2 separate regions of the Homo sapiens genome follow, and region 1 is linked to region 2. The links are chromatin loops, found by intact Hi-C in ENCODE. Cell type or tissue: heart left ventricle. All regions are shown on one strand. Each heading gives the region's core, and the rest is flanking DNA. Links, peaks and the distances in the headings are about the cores only.

Region 1 (5,384 bases), core at 249-5,248, 130 kb after region 2:
GACCAAACACCCTACCCTCAACGCATATCTCACCCCCACCCCTAGAAAGAGGTTCAGGAGGAGAAAGGCCTCAGTGCACACATCTAATTAAGCACTCACAGGCAGGTGTTAATTTCAAGATTTCAATATGATGTATCGTTTCAGGAAGCTGCCACTGAAGGTGATAGCCCTACCACTTAAGTTGATAGCTCTGTAAAGAGTCCATTTAGATTCTTTTTCTAGTTAGGCCTGTGGTAAAGGTAAGGGCAAGAGGGGTCTTAGACTAGAGGTAAAAAAAAGAACAAAAACACTGCATAATTATATGAAGTCCTGACTCCATTGTGGAGAGCTGGCCTTGCCAGTTGTAGTGGCTGGCAGTAGGAAAATGGCTCAAAGAAGTACAGAAACTTTTTTCAAAGGGTAGTCCTTAGGATTGCATCAGAATCGCTTGGAGTGTTTATTATAATTCACATTATAAGGCCCTGCCCAGCTTTCCAAAACCAAAATTCCTTGGATGAGGGCCCAAGAATTTAAATTTTAACAAGCTCCAGTAATGCTCCTAATACATGTTTCATTTAAAAACAACTGGTGTAAATTGTAGTATTTGAGTGATTAATGTTGGTCTTTGGGAAGTGTGTTTGTGTGTGTGTGTGTAAACTTGTTTGATCCAATAGTTCATCTGCGTTTGAAAGAATGAGAGGCAGATGGGTAACTCACAACTCAAAATGAATGGGATTTAGCTTGCCTATATCTGCCCTGAGCAATTCCGGAGGACAGGGAATGTCAAAATCTTTCCCTGCCAGTGGAGGGCATGTATGTGCAAACACAAACAGATGTGTACCTCTCTCTTTCTCTCTCTCACATGTGTGTGCACGCACACACGCAGTGTGCCTGGGTGGACTGTCCTGGCTGATGTCTTGAGCATGATTCCGTAATGGAAACTCAGACTTGCAAATAGGTCCAGCTGCCAGAAAGGATGTGAATCCCAGGCTGCTGTAAGATTGCCTGAATGTTGTCAGGGCCATTGGCATAGTGGACATTAGAGAAAGAGGTATCCTTATAGAGGAAAGCAGACTAAGCCAAGAAATAAGATTAAGAAATGCAGATGTCAGTGAATGCTCTCCCTGTGAATATTTTAACATCTGGGGTGCTTTTGTCACAGGCTAAGGGAAAAATCAAGATTTTTCTGTTTCTGTAAGAGACTCAACTCTTCAGTCGAGGATGGTGTACCTCAGGGCTTGGGGAGAGGTACTATGGAGAATGAAGGTGAGGAAGTTAGGGATGTGTGGCCACCCCAAATCCACTCCTCACTAACAAGCATCCTGGCAGAAAACACACATGTTATTATTGAGAGAGCTGTGTCCAAGAGTTCTGCAAAGCTGACAGTACCAAAGTGAAGGGCAGCCTGTAGCAGGGCTGATAGAGACGGGAGGAGACACAGCCAGACCAGTGTCAGGCAAGACAAAGACACCTCCTTCTCAACCATCACACACACAGTGAGCTGTGGTTCTCGAATTTTTACAACCATACCCACTGTATGAAATACATCTTGTATTGCACACCAATACATATATTAAAGTAAAAGTCTAATAAAATAACAGTAATCCTCACTCAGTGCAAACACACAAGATCAATATCTGATGTTTTGGAGATGACTTTTTACTAGGAAAAAAGTCTGGTTGCCAGGAAAGATGGGAATCCCAAGGCCAGAACTCCGCCTGATACCTGTTGTTCTTTACTGGTTGAATTCACTTCATTAAGATAAACGCTACTCGACTCACCTAATTAATTTCCTGAGTATACACAAACTCTATACTGGAGAAAAGAGACCTTCAAATGAAGAAGGAAAACTAGTTCATGGGTTCCATTTTACTCATATTATGTCCCTTGGGTAAACTGACTCATTTGATTAAATAATGAAAAGTTATTGACTGAAATCTGGACCAGGGGAGCTTATTCTTCCAGATGCGACACTGAGGCCCTTCCTTCCAAAATCTTCTCTAGTTTCCTCCAGCTGAATTGAATACATTCTTCTTCCTTGGACCTGGGGTTCTACCTTCTTAGTAACACTAATGTATGAATAGTTTTCAATTCGTAAAGTCTTTGTCTTTCTCACTAAATCATAAGCTCCTAGAACAGGTTTAGTGCCTTATTAATTTCTTCCTACCCAGAGTCTGGATGCTTAAGGTTGTTTGTTGACTGTTGAGTCTATTTGTGGGAAGGTTCGCTGGATTGAATTTGGTTGACTAGAACCAAAGTCTTATATGTCAAAGATGTGGGCTCATTACTGAAGGCACTCATGCTGGCTAGGAGGCAGAACAGTGATGCAGCCAGTGTCATGTGCCTAGACTGGAATCCCGTCCCTCCTTCTACTCACATTCATGTAACTTGGGCGGGTAACTTACTTGTGGAGTTTCAGAAGATACTGAGAGCAATTATCTCATAAGTTTATTGTGAGAATTAAATGCAATAATCCACAGGAAGTGTCTGGCACATAGTAAGTATTCAATAAATCTTAGGGATTATTGTTTTCACTTTCCTCTGTGGCCTCTTGTGAGAGTTAACAGCCACGATGAAAGTCAGCATGCAACAGGATATCACCACCCCAGGGTGCAAGAAAACTAGGCATGGACTTCACTTTATCAATTTGAAAGTAATTGATCTTTAGTATAGGACAATAACCTGCTGATCAACCACACTTATGGCAGCATTTTGGTGATTTCTGTCTTCAGGTTATTTGGAGATGGACTAAAACCGCACTGTCCAATACAGTCACCATTAGTCATACATAGCTATTGAGCACTTGAAATGTGGCTAGTCCAGGCAGTCACAGCGACTCACGCCTGTAATCCCAGCACTTTGGGAGGCCGAGGTGGGATGATCACGAGGTCAGGAGATCGAGACCTTCCTGGCTAACACGGCGAAACCCCATCTCTACTAAAAATACAAAAAATTAGCCAGGTGTGGTGGCAGGCGCCTGTAGTCCCAGCTATTAGGGAGGCTGAGGCAGGAGAATGGCATGAACCTGGGAGGCGGAGCTTGCAGTGAGCCAAGGTCGCGCCACTGCACTCCAGCCTGCGTGGCAGAGCGAGACTCCTTGTCAAAAAAAAAAAAAGGAAATGTGGTTAGTCCAAATTGAAACGTATTCAATGTGAGATACCCCAGAGTTTGGAGATGTAATTTTTAAAAAGAATGTAAAATTTCTTACTAATAATTTTATATTGATTACATATTGAAATAATTTACCTATAAAGGGTTAAATAAAATATTATTAAAGTCAATTTCATTAGTTACTTTTAACTTTTTAATGTAGCCATTTTACTGCATTATGTATGTGGCTTGCATTATATTCTGTAGGTCAGCAAGGGTGTCAGAGTTGGGCACATACTGTACCCTTCCATCATGTTTCAGGTGCATGGTTCTTAAAAAGCAATCATCCTCCAAAACCCCTCTATACAGTTCTCCTCCCACAGATCCAACTGCATTCCCTCTAGTATATGTTTTTCCAATCAGTGATTGGCAACTTATTCCTAGCATATTCTTATTTAAAGGTGTCTTGCTTTCCACGTGTTAGGAATAGTGCATGATCAGATTCTATTTATCATACTGATGATCCGGCTAATTGTATAGAATACAGTCAATAAATGGTTGAAAATATTGTTTTTGTACTTCATTCAACAGGTAAGTAAATAATAAGTAATAAGCATCAAATAAGAGCAAGCACCATGTTTGATGCTATGCTATGGGTAATGCAGTGATGAATATAAGGCAGTGTTGCTTTCAAATAGCTTAGCATACATAATATAACCTAAGTTTTGCTCTTTGCTATGCCATCCCCACATATCTCTTGAATCCCTTTCTAGCAGTTCTCCACCTTGTACCAGATGCCTCAGTAGTACCAAACTACCAATGCAATCCTGACCTTACCATCCTATTCTACTGGAAGCTTTACCTTGTTAGTTCCTCTGCCTGAAATGCTCATTCCTCCCACCCTTGTCCTCTAAATTGAACGTATTTCCCTGACTCAGTGTTTCATGCCTTCCTCTGAGAAGTCACTCCCAACCCTCCAGCCAAAGCAGCAATGGCCACTCCATTCTTCATGCAACTAGCAGGCTTTACAATATAGTTCTATTGTTGATCTATCACACCCGATCGCAATTGTTTACTGGCTATTTCTCTTACTGGTTATAAATAATTTACAAACCACATGTATATTTAGAGTAATTGGATGTTGATTTCATACTTAAAGACCATACACCCAGAAAACCCATGTACTTCTACCATCCATTCCCTAACTGATAAGCCAGAGAACGAAATGTATGTAACCATGATTTCTTTTGGAGGATAAGTCTGATATAGGAAGGAGAGAAAATTAATTTTTTTTTTTGAGACAGAGTTTAGCTCTTATTGCTCAGGCTGGAGTGCAATGGCATGATCTCAGCTCACCGCAACCTCCGCCTCCCGGGTTCAAGCAATTCTCCTGCCTCAGCCTCCCGAGTAGCTGGGATTACAGGCATGTGCCACCACACCCAGCTAATTTTGGATCTTTTTAGTAGAGATGGGGTTTCTCCATGTTGGTCAGGCTGTTCTGAAACTCCTGACCTCAGGTGATCTGCCTGCCTCGGCCTCCCAAAGTGCTGGCATTACAGGCATGAGCCACCATGCCTGGACTGAGAAAATTAATTTTAACATGAACTTATATGACAACATTTTCATAATCAGGCCATATCCCTTGCCAGGACATCTCTGGTGTAAAGGGATGGAATGGTACTTGATCACATATGTGTTCATCAATCAATTTAGTGCAACTTTCTGATTTAGATGTTTTGAAAGCTAGGAAGTTTTGGCACTGTCTAACCACAGTTGCAAAAGACCCCTATGGGGTTGAAACAAACTGCTCACAGAATGGCAGAGTTAGAAAGCTTTTCCGATTCATTTACTTGAACTTCAAGAGCTTCCCTAAGTGGAGCTGTGCTGACCAGCAAGTGTTATCCTGCTTGACAAAGTCAAATTCATGAATGAGTGAAGGCAGCAATGCCCATCAACAACACATGCAGAGTGTCTGGTATGCAGTGGGAGCTCAATACATGTTGTTGAAAGAAAGAATGAATGAGTATCTCTGCAGAAGATCAGGACTGACTTTTATAAGTTGAGAATGTCCATTGCTCATGCTGTGGCAGTAGTATCAAATAACTGCTTTATAAGCATATTTTCTGAGAGAGTTGCAGAAAGGGTAAGAGAAAGACAAAACTATGGAATGGTTCTTGTCCTCAGAGGCCAAAACAAAGTCAAAGGGAGACACGATGTTCTCGGAGCTATGCAAATATCTCTTCTTTGTCCTATTTCAGTAGGGAAATGAGTTATGAGGATCTTATTCAGTTAATTTCATTTCTTTAAATTTCTCA
Region 2 (5,384 bases), core at 257-5,256:
ATGGTGCTCTTTTACGTACATTATCTGATTTAATTCTCATAACAACACTGTGAGGTAAGAGGTATCTCCATTTAATGGAAGAAAAAAGGAGATTCTTAGATGTCGAGGTCAATGTCGCATAGCTAATAAGACCTAGGTCTCCCATCTCCACATTTGGAACTATTTCATTGCATCAAACTTCTACCCCATAGGTTCATAAGGATCCTGGATTTCTTTCATGATCAAAAACATCTCCAATGTACAGTGCAATATATTTCCTGTACCCTAGAGTCCCTATGCACACAGGGAGAATGAGAATCAGAAACAGGAACATATTTTTACCTATTATCAGCCTCACATTAGACAGTTGACTCTATTTCCAGGTTTCACAGTCCCAGCCTTTTTTTGCTTCTAGTGTTTCCTCATAAACTTGAATTTCAAGGTTCCATGAGCCTTCCTTTGAATACCCTGCAACTTAAAATTTTCATACAAGGGATTTTTCTATAGGAAGCTTTCTTTGACTCATTTTCATGATTTTCTGATTTCATGAGAGTGTTACAAGGTGGGTGGGGTGAATAAGAGCACAGAAAAAGAAAGAGCAAAGAAGCACAGTTTCCTTGTGCAGCTGAAGACACAATCCAGAGAGGGAAATAAGATTGAGAAGGAAAATAAAAGGAAGAAGAAAACATGACATAGAGGACATAATGTTTCCTCGTGCTGTGGTATAGAATGCAGAAATTTTATCAGCTAAAGCTGAAGGGGAATTTTAGTGCCTCTGATGACTTAAAAAATCTAATTAAAAAATGGTTTTTTTAAATCAGTCTAACATTTGTTTCTAAACATTTCAACAGATTGAGAGAAAATATTTTTTAAAACTTTTATGAGGGCTTGGCGTAGGAAAAGAGTCCTACGCTAATCCCTTCTTTTCTCATAGGAAAAGAGTCGTTTGTTATTTCTACTTTTATGTGTAAGGCAAGCGTCTTCCTCCCTTTTTCCTTTCCTGCCCAGCCCCCAGCTTGCCCCTCCTCCCCTGACTACTTGGTAATTTAAGATGCCTGAGGTGCTATAGGAGAAAAATATGACCCTGATTCTGAGTGTGATCTATAGGGAGCCCTGGCTGCACACCTTAATTATTGCTAACAAAGTAACATTTTAATAGCTTTAGGTTGAAATTGATGAGCCCTCCTGTTTGCTGGAAGCCTTGCAAAGACACAATATGACATCTTGTAGGAAAAAAAAAAGAGAGAAAGAAAGAATGCAGTGGTGTTAAAGTATCTGGCTCTGTGTGCAATGGCCAGTTTTTAAAAAGCACATTATCCGTGTTCAGCAACTTTTTCCTTAGAACTTAAAGTCCATTAGAGCTCATATGTTCATGTAATGCATTTCCATCTTCCTATGAATAGGATATAAATATTATTGTTTCCTTTCACCGAAGAAAGGCACCGTGAAGGGACAGCACAAAGTCTTCTAGCAAGGGAAAGATGAGCAGCTGAACATGAGATGCTAAATTCTCTAAGCCCAGTGACTTCTCCACTTACTTTTATAGTGGTGTTCATTGTAAATGGTGGATGTAGGGTGACAAATTAGGTGGTTTAGAGGACTGCAACGAAGTAAGAAAAGAGGACTTCACCTCCAGCTTCCAAGGTAGAACTGCAGAAGTCCCAGTATTAAGTGACAGTGACTATCTAGGCCCCGAGGAGGCTTGAGCTTATAGCAGGTCTTCAATCTGTCACAAGTTTTGAAGAACTCTCCTATCTAATAGTCCCAGTTAACGCATATAGTGGTTATGATTTCTCAGGCGACACTCCTAGTCCACAGCACCCATAGTCTCCTCTGGCATCCATGATGATGTCTGATCTTGGTCATTAGTTCCTGGAAGTCATATCATAGCTCCCCTCATTGCCCAAATGCAAGGCCGTTTTGGCTCTGCTCACCCCCTCACAGCTACTGCAGAGCCCCTCCCAAAGGACACCCAGACCCGATTCTGTAGCACCATTGCAGGATCGTGAGAAAATAATTCGGGTACTGCAGACCCTCTCTACTTAGAAAAGACAAGCCACTATTTCTACAGTCCTGATAGAGCACTAAGATGCTTCAGGGAAACTTCTCAGTATTATATGACTTTAAATCTGGGGAGTGGGAGTGGAGCTGGGTGCAGGGGATGCATAGATCCTTCTGAGAGACCCACAACAAAGTCTAATTCTATCCTTCTCCTCTCTGCCTCTCCTCCATCTCTCAAGGAACTCAGATTTGCTTTTCTTTTCTTTTCTTTTTTTTTTTTTTTTTGAGATGGAGTCTTGCTCTGTCACTAAGGCTGGAGTGCAGTGGAGTGATCTCGGCTCACTGCAGCCCCTGCCTCCCGAGTTCAAGCGATTCTGCTGCTTCAGCCTCCCGAGTAGATGGGACTACAGACACGCATCACCAGGCCTGGCTAATTTTTGTATTTTTTTAGTAGAGATGGGGTTTCACTATGTTGGCCAGTCTGGTCTCAAACTCCTGACCTTAAGTGATCTGCCCGCCTTGGCCTTCCAAAGTGTTGGGATTACAGGCGTGAGCCCCTGCGCCGGCCCAGATTGTCTTCTGTATGGGAGAAAAGGGCTCAGCACATCTTCTTCCAAGTCAATTTATATGACAAAATTTTTATTCCCTATGTCCTTAAGAATCTTATTTTTCATTATTCAATAGTTACGTATGGGGAGTTCAAAACATCCCACCTCCCTCCTTTTTTTTTCCTCCCAAAATGTTGAATTTGGAAATTCTATATTAAGAACACAGAAGCTAAACTTTGGTTTCTGTTGTTTTCTCCTTGCATCTCTACATTCTGGGTAGTGAGCAAAGAATATCTCACTATTCTCTGAGTTGGAGAGGAAAGGAGGTGGTGGGAAGATTTACCAAGGAAGATGGCTGAGGATAATACTTCAAACTATTCTCTTATGTTACAGTTTTGTTCCTATCATTAAAGAAGAGACAGAACAAACCCAGAGAGAGTGGAAATAAGAGTGTCCCCTTTCTCAAGAATTAGCCACTCAGTAAGAAGAAAAAATGGGAAAAGAGCTCAAGTCAGCAGAGGAGAAAGAGGAGAAAGTAAAGAGCCATTAAAACATGCTGGGTCTTTTAGCAGGTATTATTTTTCCATATAGCCATACAATCATAAACATAACTCAATAATAAATGGCTTCCTGGTGAATAATATTGAGCTAAGGCTTATTTAAAAAGTCCCAATACACCTGAGTCAAATTCATATCATATCTTGTTACATGTGACACTCGGTGTGTATACATAACAGTAAATACTCAAGCCATTATGTGACAGTAAACGGGGTGGCGGGCGGGGGGAGGGGGCGTCCTGAAACTATTTGCAAGAAGTGGGGCAGGGGGTAGAAGAATGCCATTGTAAAGAGATTAAAGAAAGGTAGGTCATCCTATTGACATAAAGGGGATTAAAGAAGATAGGAATACCTAATAACATTTGCAAAAGCATATCTGAAACTCCTAAAGGATCAGCGGAATAGAGTTATGAGGTCTCAATGACAAATAATCTTGAAGGTATATTGGGCATTTTAGGTGGGGTTAGAACTGACAGCTGTCAGCCAAGAATGGAGGTGACCATTCTCAGATTCTCAGTTTGATGTATATCTCAACAAGTTTGCTCTATATCTAAGATTTCTTCAGACCCTGCAGAGAAAAAAAATCATTGAAGGAGTTTCTGAATGATTAAATCAAATTTTCATAAAGAATTCTGTTGGTATCAAGATTCAAACCCCTGTAAAGAATCAATGCATCAAACAAGATAGGAGCTTCTAATATGCAAATATGCAAAATAAATGACGGCAGGTTGAAAAGAAGCTCATCTTTCTTAAAATTTAAAGCTATAGATTTTGCTGTAGACTGGGTTCCCCAGGAAGCAGAGCCTGAGGCAAAAGCCTAAGTGCCACGACTTTATTCAGGAGTGCGATCCCAGGGGAGCAGAAGTGAGGGAAAATGGGCCGCGGGCAGGGAAAAAGGGAGAGATGGTGTGAGAGGTTTCCAAGCTGTCCAGCCTCTGGCGTCAAGCGCAAGTGACTGCTGGATCCCACAGGGCCATCTTCTGAGGCACCTTATAGATAGTTGCTTGTCAGGACAGTCCATCCAGGAGAAGGAAGACAGAAGAATTCATCGGATGTCCCCTTCTCACATTAGGTAAAGGTTCAACTCACGGGGAAGTTAACTCCCCTGTTCTTCCTGGTTGTTTATGGTTTAGCAATAACAGGGACTTCCCTGGGCAGGAGGCAAAGAGAGCAGTATAGAGCAGTATGTGTGTGAAGAAGCATGAAGAGAGGTGCAACATGTCAGGCATGAAGTCCGTGTTGTCTACACAGAACTGGTCACCACCACACCCAAGGCTCTCGGAGATGGGCAAGGCAAAGAGGATGTCAGGGGACAGGATGGTAACTGTTACAATCTTTTAAGTAAAGACTTAGTTTCACATCTCCTCAAATAAGAGAATGAGATGTCTAGTAGTGTGGATATTCACTGAAAACAGGAAGTTTTACCCAAGAATTCTTAACAGTAAGTGAAGAGTATATGGGTTAAACCTGTATCATTGTCCAAACAAGTTGGGAAAAGGTTTCCTTCACATGTTCAGCTTTCTTGAAATCAGAGAGAACATTGAAAAAGATATCTTATTAAGTAGCAAGTGATATTGTGGTCATTAATAATAATAGCTAACATTTATAGAGGTCTTACAATGTGCTAGGCACTGTTTTAATTCACTAATGCAATTAATGAACTCTTGCATTGATATACTACATAGCAACTGAGGCACAGAGAAGCCAAATGTCTTGCCCACAAGCACACAGCAATTAAGTGGTTTAACCAAGATTCAACTCTGTAACTCCAGAACATACTCTTAGCCCTTATATTGGTCCTTGACTTTTTGCTAGAGAATAAAATTGCAATTACTTCTCTTTTCCAAAATTCATGTCTGCTTCTGATAAGTCTTGAGGTTTTCTTAAAATGTAATTAGGAATATGCATATTTCCCAAATAATATTCAAGCACCATAACCTCTGGAAAATAATGCAACTGCCAGAATTGTGATAAAAGGGAAACAACCCCCCTCAACTTAATAGCAGCAAGGTAACTAATTGACCATATGTGCCCGTTGGGTGAGATAGCAACACCTCAGAAAACATCTCGGTGACCAGAGGGCATCTCAGGTGAATTAGGAAACAGTTCCTTTCTCTAGGAGGGTGCAGGCATCAGCCCACACTATTCCTCTAGGCCCGGATGCTTTTTGCAGAGTGAACAAACAGCAGCAGTGAGTTGGGATGGGGGTGGGGATTTTAAGAGACTGAATCAAGTTCAGAGAGCCCCCACTGACTCCAAAGCATGCTTTTAACTGTCATATTCCCACTATGAACCAGGG

What was found. A loop is a pair of places that touch in the nucleus more often than their neighbours do. Peaks named below come from ENCODE experiments on the same cell type or tissue, not always from the same donor. Only the 100,000 strongest peaks of a DNase experiment are listed, where the experiment ranks them.
Region 1: it touches region 2 in a loop (2.3-fold over the local background); 3 of 110 quality-filtered maps call a loop at or near these places.

What each region holds. Positions count from the first base shown.
Region 1 is chr1:165,062,873-165,068,256 of GRCh38, forward strand. No RefSeq gene overlaps it. Among named protein-coding and RNA genes, the nearest start is that of LMX1A-AS2, 140 kb to the right of the region's middle. In heart left ventricle, for the core only: no CTCF peak of the experiment used is centred there; no DNase peak of the experiment used is centred there; H3K27ac peaks cover 1,117 bases.
Region 2 is chr1:164,931,774-164,937,157 of GRCh38, forward strand. No RefSeq gene overlaps it. Among named protein-coding and RNA genes, the nearest start is that of PBX1-AS1, 160 kb to the left of the region's middle. In heart left ventricle, for the core only: no CTCF peak of the experiment used is centred there; no DNase peak of the experiment used is centred there.